Regions from separate parts of the Homo sapiens genome. Here region 2 is linked to region 1. The links are chromatin loops, found by intact Hi-C in ENCODE. Cell type or tissue: endothelial cell of umbilical vein. All regions are shown on one strand. Region 1 overlaps EEF1E1 (eukaryotic translation elongation factor 1 epsilon 1). Region 2 overlaps BLOC1S5-TXNDC5 (BLOC1S5-TXNDC5 readthrough (NMD candidate)).

The links. Peaks named below come from ENCODE experiments on the same cell type or tissue, not always from the same donor. Only the 100,000 strongest peaks of a DNase experiment are listed, where the experiment ranks them.
Region 2: it touches region 1 in a loop (16-fold over the local background); 1 of 110 quality-filtered maps calls a loop at or near these places.

What each region holds. Positions count from the first base shown.
Region 1 is chr6:8,080,810-8,085,809 of GRCh38, reverse strand. The region is part of intron 3 of EEF1E1 (eukaryotic translation elongation factor 1 epsilon 1); the gene reads left to right. All of the region lies in intron 3 of EEF1E1-BLOC1S5 (EEF1E1-BLOC1S5 readthrough (NMD candidate)), which reads left to right. Among named protein-coding and RNA genes, the nearest start is that of BLOC1S5-TXNDC5, 19 kb to the right of the region's middle. In endothelial cell of umbilical vein, no CTCF peak of the experiment used is centred here; DNase peaks (open chromatin) are centred at 559, 2,219 and 2,669; H3K27ac peaks cover 5,000 bases.
Region 2 is chr6:7,998,023-8,003,022 of GRCh38, reverse strand. The region is part of intron 4 of BLOC1S5-TXNDC5 (BLOC1S5-TXNDC5 readthrough (NMD candidate)); the gene reads left to right. Among named protein-coding and RNA genes, the nearest start is that of BLOC1S5, 64 kb to the left of the region's middle. In endothelial cell of umbilical vein, no CTCF peak of the experiment used is centred here; DNase peaks (open chromatin) are centred at 1,422 and 2,612; H3K27ac peaks cover 4,855 bases.

The DNA of each region.
Region 1 (5,000 bases):
CAGAATCAGAAAATTGTCAGAAAAATATCTGAAGATTTGGATGGCCTTGGCTGTCTAAGGGAATTTTCATTGTTTTGGAAAGCTTATGATAAGTTTGATTACAAATATTCTTTGTAAATAGGGCGACCACATGATTTCTCATCCAAAACACTTGGCTGTGAAAGGAGGCCTATTAATAATTACATTGGGACAACAGGAGTGAAGTAGAATGAATATTCCCCATACTTACAAAGAATATGATTCAATTTACACAAAATAAGAGACCAAAGAGGATTTGTCTTATTTCTGTTCATCCCCTCTTGGCTTTTAAAACAGTGCCTTGTGCAGCTAAATGCTTATTGAGATTAGCAATATTAAGGCTGGGCATGATGGCTCATGCCTGTAATCCCAGCACTTTGGGAAGCTGAGGCAGGTAGATAGCTTGAGCCCAGGAGTTCAAGACCAGCCTAGGCAACAGGGCAAAACCCGTCTCTATTTAAAAAAAAAAAAAACCATTAACCAGGCGTGGTAGCTCTGTGACTGTAGTCCCAGCTACTTGGGGGAATGAGGTAGGAGGATCTTCTGAGCCCAGGGAGGTCAAGGCCACAGTGAGTCATGATTGCACCACTGCATTCCAGCCTGGGCAACAGAGTGAGACCTGTCTTAAAAAAATAAATAAAAGCAATATTTAACAACTGGTACCTATTTATAGTTCCTATTTCAGATTTTTTATCTCTGTAGTGAAAGTGTAATATAAGTAATGTTATTTAAATGTGGAGAAAGTTTATTGGAGCTGAAGTACATTGATTACCACCTTCTTTTATTCCATGCTAGGTTCAATATGTTTTAGTAGCTTTTCGAATTTAAAATGATCATGAGGCACAACTTACCTCATTTCAAAACAAAAAAAGCCTGCAAGGTAAAGAGGATTTGCTGCTAAGGTATCTAAGCATCTCTCTCCTGGTGGCAGCCTAAACACAGTCTTTGAACTTGAGGGAGTCTGTACTTCATTTTAGTGAGACTGTGCTGCTGTGAGCATGGCTACCCAACAGGGCTCCAAGAACAATTTCTATCTGAAAACCACAATAACAAACTTGTTGGCTTTTTACGAAATATATATTTAAATGTGACATATGGTTTGACATTTAACTTTTTAAGCTTTATATTAGGAAAAATATCATCAGTCGTCCTTTGTGATGACAGCCAGCAGGCTAGTGAACGTCTGTTCAGACCCACAAGATCTTGCTTGCTGTAGCATCGGGCTGTCATTAAGAAGGAGAGTATTTCTACATCTAATTAAAAATAAAAAAGATGATACTGAAGTGTAACTCATAAACCAAGTGTTTAATTAAATTTTCTTTTCCTCTAGCTTATGCAGGTTTTGCAGTAGGGAAAAGAAATACTCGGAAAAGGAGGGAACTTGTTTGGAATTCCTTTGCCAGCAGAATGAATAAGGTCATAATCCTATAGTGCAAAATATTCATAGCACTAGCTGCAAAGTTATTTAATTACGAGTCTAAGTGCACTGGAGGGTACTTGGTTTTTAGGCAGGTTAGAAGTGTTTCATTCAGTACAGCATGTTAAAGTTAGGGTTACATTAATAATATTTAGCATTCTGTATGTGTTTACATTTTGTATTTTGGAATGTATGTCATCTTCATATATAGTGACCAGGATGTTATGATTAAAGATATCCTTATCTTTTTCAAAGTGAAATTGAATAGATTAATATGTAAATCACTGTTGACCATCCTTTTGGGTTCCTATCATGAGTCAAAGTATCTCTCCCACTCTAGTCCAAGTGCAGGCAAAGTAATCAGAGAAATAAACACCTTCTCAAGGAACAGGCCTCACAGACTAAAACCTACACAATGGCAGAATTGCACTGTGGTGTTAAATGACATTCCAGTTAAGTTGGGTACAAATACATACAGATGTGGAATAAATGATTTCTAGGTGTTAAGGTAGGGTGGGTGTGAGGTGCAGATTGGCCACCTGCTGATATTTACCAGGTCTTCGTGCTTTGTTTGCTTTGGCAATATTATTTATTTTTGTCCTCGTGCATTCCTTAATTTGTTTGTTCACGTTATTCAATACGGAATATGTAATCAGCACAGTGTACAAAACAGCAGTCAAGGAACCTTCGAGTCATCAGATAATTCCACTGTATTTTGTTTCATTGTGAGCCCAATTTTAGTCATGGCTGAGTTATTCTAAGATCTGGTCTATCTTAACTCCGTTTGAGGAATATTATGTTGCCTTTCCTTTGTTATACTGCCTGTTAGTGTGGCTGTTTATTATAACACCAGTGACTCACTGCTTTCTTAAAGTGATTTCACTAGGAGATAGTCATCCCTGTGAACAGACTGTTACTCAAGATTATTAAAATCCTTTGTAATATTATGTGCTGCTTGACTGTAAGATTGCTATCAACTGAAATACTTTTGTTCTGAAGTTTGGAGCACCATTGGAGGCATGTGGTTCTTTTATAAGGAAAGGAAAAATAAAAGAATTAACTGCAAAATAGTCCAGGAGCACTGGCCCTAAAGAATGTCCCAAAGGCGGCAACGTGGTGCCAGTTGGAAAGGTAGCAAAGCAGCGTGTCACCCTGATCCGGAACGGTTCACTTAAAGTGTTTCTCACATGACTTCATGGAAAATTAGTGATTCAGAATATTATCTGCTTGGCTTTAAAGTTCAAAGTCATGATAGAGTGCCAATATAAATTAAAAGGAATTATTAGGCAGAAAGAGCCAAGCACCACTATAGACACACTGGCATGCAGATCAACATGAAGCAGGAAATGGCAACTAGAACAATTGCATTGTTTCCTGTTGTAAGAAAGGAAAAAGAACTTGAGCTAGAAAGGGATGGTGGAAAACCAGTGTTGTAAGTGAAATAGTCTGGGAGATCCCATCAGAAATGTTTTTAAAATCTGTAAATTTGGTGAGGGGAGAAATCTGTTCATTTCTTTGTTTACAGTAAGTTTATATAGGGAATGTCTTCCAAAAAAGTAGCAGAGTTAACAAGTCAAGGTCATTCATAATTATCTCAGACTCAAAGGGACAAGTTCCAAAGTTTAAACTGTAAAAAGAGGTGAAAGTGGTAACCGTAACCTCATCCTTTTTGAAAAACTCTGTGAGTTTCTGGCAAAAGTTTCCTGAGGGAAAAATGAATAAATGTACATTCTTAAAATAGATCATCTAAAAATATTGTCAAATGGATCATCTAGTTAAAAATTATTAGAATAGGGGGTTGGGTGCAGTGGCTCATGCCTGTAATCCAGGCACTTTGGGAGACCGAGGCTGGTGGATCACTTGAGGCCAGGAGTTCGAGACCAGCCTGGCCAACATGGCAAAACCACGTCTCTACTAAAAGTACAAAAAATTAGCCAGGTGTGGTGGTATGTGACTGTAGTCCCAGCTACTCAGGAGGCTGAGGCAGGAGAATCGCTTGAACCCAGGAAGTGGAGGTTGCAGTGAGCCCAGATCGCGCCACTGCCCTCCAGTCTGGGCAACAGAGTAAGACTCTGTCTCAAAAAATAATAATAATAAATAAATCATTGGAATAAATTAGGAATTTTTAGAAGCTTTAGGAGCTCTTGGAATAAAAACTATTTTTTACTGTGAGTCTGTTGATAATCCTGACTCTAGAGACTCCAAATGTAAAATGTTTAAGTTGGAGAATATTTATTTTGCTGTGTTCTGTATGTTAGTATTTCTTTAAATAATAGGCCTGTAAGCAACTTATACTAGTCCTCAGTGACACCAAATGCTGTTCTGAAATACAAATATCACACATAACATTGCCCTTTTTACCTAGTTTAAAATCTGGGTGAACAACTTGAACATAAACAAGCATTAGTACTCTATTGTTTGGAAATGCTTTACCAAATGGCTGAGTGGAGAATTATCTGAAATGAAAGAGCGATGAAAGGACTAAAATGGTAAGAAAGAGGTCAGATTTGAATCATCATATATTTCAGCAGCTGACATGAAATCAAGTTGGAGTAAAACTTATTGTTACATCTGTTTGCTTTAACTATCAGCAAAGAGATTTGTCGAAGTTGATTTTGAATTTTATTCATTCATTTATTCATTTTTGGTAAGAAAGCTCCCATTTCTTGTTAGATTTGCAGCTCTTTTTATTACTGGTTGAGCTTTTAATAAATCGTACATTTTCTTTTGAAGTCCTTGCTGAGGTTTATATATGGTAAAGATTTAGAAAAAGAACAAAATGCTCTTTTACAAAATATTTTTCAAAATATTTTTGAAATATAGACTGATGCTCAGTTTATTCCACAGATTAAGTGCTGCCTATGAAAACACACCTGACAGGTAGATGCTCCTTTCAGTTTGAATCTACCAGTTAGCCTAATGTAATTCTTTCATGTGAAACCATGAATTTTCATAATAAAAATTAAACTTTTACGTTAAAAAAGACATACTTGACCAGTTTTCTTGACTGATGTGTTATTTATCTCTGTGCCATGGACTGACTATGTTATAGGTGAGACAGTTGTAGTAACATCTTTCTAAGTAGACACAACCTTAAACAAGATGAATATGTTTTTATAATGTGCTAGAGCAGCTTGTGTGTAGGACTTAAGTATGTATCACTAAAACCTGAAACTTAAATTTTTCTGAAACAGAAGCAGTGAAGATTCTCCCTGGTAACAACTTAAGTAAATCAAGCCAACAAATACGAGTCCAAATAAACATTTAATGAGAAAATACTGCCTACTTTTTAATTTTATTGTTAATATCCTTTTGTATTCTGTAATAATTACTGCATGTGGAGTGATTTATCCTTCACCTTTGGTGATCTGGTAACTTAGCAGAATGCTTGTCTGCAGAACAGGTATGTGCTAAATGCTGAAAAGCAAAGGACATTCATCTCACTAAAAATGTCTCCCAACAAGCAGGCTGCTGGGGGGTTTGTAGCGCTTGTAGGGTGGCTGAGTTATTTCTTTCTGCAAACACTCCTGTCAGCATTATAGAGACTTGCACTATCTGTTAAGTA
Region 2 (5,000 bases), 83 kb after region 1:
TGACTAGTGAAAGTGCAGAGCAGTCCCCAAGGGTTTATTTTCATCCCTTCCTTCTTGCCCCGACTGGCCCCTGGCTATCACAGACCTAGGTATCTTATGAAGTGAATTCGGCTCCCACTTGGAGATCCCAGGTCCCAGTGGTATCTGCAATCATGAGAGCATAACAAAATCCCTCTTCTCTTCTGTATCTGGGGTGTGTGTGTGTATGTGTGTGTGTCTTATATGGATGTTGGGTTTACTGTGTTAAAATCTTATGTAGGCCACAGAATAAGACTAATTAAGGCCACAGAATAAGACTATACTTAAGTCCTGAAATGAATAGACCTTACTAATGTTAATCACCTGAGAAAGTGGTGCGTTCTTAAAGAGGACTAGGTGGGTGTGAGAACCTACCTCTCTCACCCTCTCTCTCCCCCTACCCCTTTTCTTTCTTCTCTCTCTCCCTCCACAGTGGGCAGGGGTTACAGATAACCTCTGCCTCACAGAAGTGGACTACAGGTCACGCAGTCATCTTTGTAGGAGCACCTGAACCAGAGATGAGTGAGTTATGTTTTGTAAACCAGATTCTCTATATTGTATTGTGTGGCCATTTCCATGTTGTAACCCCCAAATTCTCCATGAAACTTCGTTTAAATGTTCCAACATGATCTCAGCTATGTAGAGGAAGTTAAGCAAGGCACTGTCCCTCAACACCAAAAGTATTGGATAGTGGTGGTGGCAGGGAGAAATCTCAAAGAAGGTAGATGTTGTCCCGTGAGGTCTAGTTACTACTCTCCATGTGGACGTTTCCCCCTCCATTGCCCACCTAGGAGCATCTAGACTAAATTTTCATGAAGAAAAAAGCAAGTTCCCTCTGCAAGTTCCTAACACTTACAGTGTTAGGGATAGCAAAATTGCAGGCTATAGCAACTGAAAAGTAACCTGGAACACTCATTGCTGAGGCTGACTGACTGGCTGAACCAAGTGTAGACAACGATGTGTAACCTATCCTGCTTCTTGCAAAACAAAACATGGATTAAATGTGTGCAGAACAGAAATGCATGTTTTGAACATTAATTATCAAACTAATTTTATTTTTTTCAGAAGATGAAGAAAATTTAGATTATGCAAAATCATTAATTCAGCATATTATAAATGCGTTATAAACTGCCACCTAACCCCAAGAAGCCTTCCCTATGCTCCCCATTTTCCCTTTAGCTACTGCTCCATTTATCTGCTCACGTTTATAGCAAAATGCCTGGAAGGAGCTGCCAGTATTTGCTGCTGTGTCCACTTACCGCATTCTGTATTCTCCCTTGAACCCTTTCCAGCTTGGCTTTCAGTACCACTCCTCCCCTGAAACCACCAGCCACCTCCATTGGGCCAAATCCAATGGTCCTGAGTTTTCACCTTATTTTTCAACGGCAGTAGGTACAATCGATTACTCTCTCCTTCTAGAAACACTTTCTTCACTTGGCTTTTTGATGACCAGCTATTCCTGGTTTGCTTTCTGCCTCTCTGGGTGTTCCTCCTCTTTCCAACCTCTAATTATTGATATGCCTCAAGGCCAGACCTCCAGCTATCTCTTCCCTGCAGATACTTCCCTGCAGCCAGTCTTAGGATGATTAACTATCAACTCCCCAATTTGTATCTCCAGCCCTGTTTTTTTCCTCACATATTTGACCACCTGATTAACATCTGCACTGAGATGCCTAATAGGCATCTCAAACCTCAATATCTGTGCCTCAGTTTCCCCACCTGTAAAATACGGGTGGTAAAAAGACCAATACTTAACCTCGTAAGTTTGTTTTGAGGATTAAATGAGTTAATATATGTAAAATAGAACCTCACATGTGCTATATTTAATGTTTCCTTTATAACAATGATTATCATTATCATCAATTCTAGATGTCCATTTGGGAATTTGCTCTGTGTAATCCATCCATTAAAAGGTCAACAGGTCATGATCATAAGAAATTTAAGCTTCTTAGAATGAAGTCCATAACAGTTCCCCTTGGACCACTTAGTTGGATTAGACTTTTTTCTGTGGTCTTAAAATACATATTAAACCAAAGAAATACTAGTTTAGTAAATCCTTAGATGGCACACCCATACAGCTGGTACCACAAATGATGTCACATTTCAGGAAGATCAGCTAATATATTCCATGGAATCAAAGGTATTTTTCAGGATGAAATGTGTTTTACTTCTAGTTCCCATGCTGGTCTTTGACTCAGACCCAAATCAGAGAAAAATTTAGCCTTTCAAATAGGTCTCTGCTGAACCCATTTTGATAGCACTTAATTTGTCGAAGTTATTTATTACCACATTTAGTAATTTTGGTAAAAATTTCTCACTTCTTAAAACAAATTTTGCTTACACCCTTTCAAAAGAATGTTATTGGTATGTGGGTAGGTTGTCTGGGGCCAGCCTCTTATCTAGAGACCAGATTTTAAAAGTCTGAGTTGAGTGAAGTGACTTAGACTGCATGCCTTTTGTTTTGTTTTGTTTTCATATGCATGTATGGGTCTTGCTAAAACACATTGCTCCCCTCATCTAGGAACAATGCCGCACACATCATTTCCTGAAATAATGGAGTTGGAAGGCAATTATCTACTCACAAAACAGGCTGAAACAACAGTTCCTGATATTCTTCTCAAATACTTTAACTTCCCAAGGAATCCGGAAAAAATAATTCCATGAGACAGTGTTGTGAATGAAGGTATGACATTCCAGTTTCCTTCACTGCAGTCCAGGGACCAGAGGTAATAAATTACCAAGCACTCGGCGCTATTGACAGGGGCTCTGGCCATGGTGAGCTGTTTGTCTTTGTACTGCCTTACAGCCTCTTGGGAGATGATGGCCCTGGGTTCCTTTTTGTACACTTTTGGGAAGCATCCCAGAGATTACTTGCAGTTTATTGAACTATTCTTATTTTACAACATTGTTTTCCTTTTACTCCTAAAGAGAATTTGGGACTTCTGTTTCAGACTTTCCAGATAAGAAATGCAAACTTTTAGAAAGAATGAATATTGGCCAGGTGCGGTGGCTCACGCCTATAATCCCAGCACTTTGGGAGGCCGAGGCAGGCAGATCACGAGGTCAGGAGATTGAGACCATCCTGGCTAACATGGTGAAACCCCGTCTCTACTAAAAATACAAAAAATTAGCCAGGCGTGGTGGTACATGCCTGTAGCCCCAGTTACTTGGGAGGCTGAGGCAGGAGAATTGCTTGAACCTGGGAGGCGGAGGTTGCAGTGAGCCCAGATCGTGCCATTGCACTCCAGCCTGGCAACAGAGCAAGACTCCGTCTCAAAAAAAAAAAAGAAGAATGAATATCTATTTCAGCAAAACATGTTTTGGGGTAGTGTGAGAGTTTTTTGGGCCCCTTGAATGTGGATTGGTAGATACTCCTATGAAGAGGCATCTTTATAATCCTTAGCAATCTAAACATCACCAAGGTAGCCTGATGGTACCCATGGCAAAGAATAACAATTAGGAAGATTGCTAATGTTTAGACATTGCTTTCTGGAATTCTCATTTGAAAGGAAGTCGGTACTGTATTTAATCAGGGATGAGAAAAAAATTGAGAATAGTCATCTGGCTGTTGAGCCTGTACAAGGCCAACTAGAAAGCTGTTTGGAAACTAGGTTGTGTTTTACATTTCATCTGAATGTTTGCATTTGCCTCTGTGTTGACATATCCTCCCCCATGAGTGAAAGGTGTAATAAATTGGATATAAGAGTCACAGGGAGGAACACTGAGCAGATTGAAGAGGGACTTGAGACACTGCAGCATTACTTAGGGGGTTTCATCGGCTGCCTCTGGGCATTTTTCCCGGAAAGATAGACCATTCTCTGTCTGGCTTTCTGGGTCTTCGTAAATCCTCTTCCCTGTGTGGAAGCTTAGGTATCGATGTCGTGTCTCTTCATTCCGCCTCAAAATCAACTTGTTTGACATTTGCTCTAGTGAAATGTATAACTTTTACAAGTATAGTGTGAAACTGGCATTTAAAACTACTTATTTCAGGCAGCCGGATATGGTGGCTCTAGCCTCAGGAGGCCAAGGCAGGATTACTTGAGCCCAAGAGTTTGAGACCAGCCTGAGCAACATAGTGAGACCCCATCTCCACAAAACAATTAAAAAATAAAAATGCTTATTTCTGATTGTATCAGAAATTTACCAATTCCTCATAAATTATGGAAATCGCTAAATTGAGGTTTTCTTTCTTTAAGGCATCTTTCCATTTGGCCTGGCCACTGCCTGGCCGAACGATGTGGTTGGCCACACATCCATGTTAGAAAATCCATTACCTTTCTCATTGTTCCTTGATTCCCACTGGCTCTTTTCAAGCCAGGAGACTCAAATTGAGAAGCTATAGGTGGAATGAGTCAATTTGTTTTATTAAAAAGGTAATGGGTCAAATTACCTCTTGAAGAAGAGTCAGTGACAAAAGCTAAAAGCAGAAGTAGGGTTTGTGCCACCATGCCCCAAGGGACAGCGAGTGGGGCTGTGCAGCCTGCGGTGTGGGGAAAGCAGTCCTGGGTGGAGGAGGGCCAGGCATAGGCCTTGGCACATCGTTCATTCCGTGGAATATTTTGGAGCCAGATTTCAGTGGTCTAGGCCTAGTTAAGAACTTGAGAATGAACAGTGTCTGGAGTCTTAAATCAGTTGTCTTCATTGTTTGGCTTTAGTTTATAGCAGTGGAATCATTTTTGGCTTTCTTATCTTGGCTCACTCCCAGGATTGGCTTAACACACTAGTTACCCAATTCTATAAATTCCAGTTACCTTACTAGTCTTCATAGCTACCTCAGAGGGAAATCGCCAGCCATGAATACTCAACTCGATGAAGCTGTCTGTGACGCACTTAAGCCCTAATGGGCTGCTGTTTATATTTAAGGATAAGTGTTATTAATGTTTTCTGGAATGGTCATTATTTTCTTGGTAATATTGAAATTTGGCAAGATATAGTATAGCTTGGTAAGCAAATACCAATTGTCTGTTAGTCTTCAATGACTA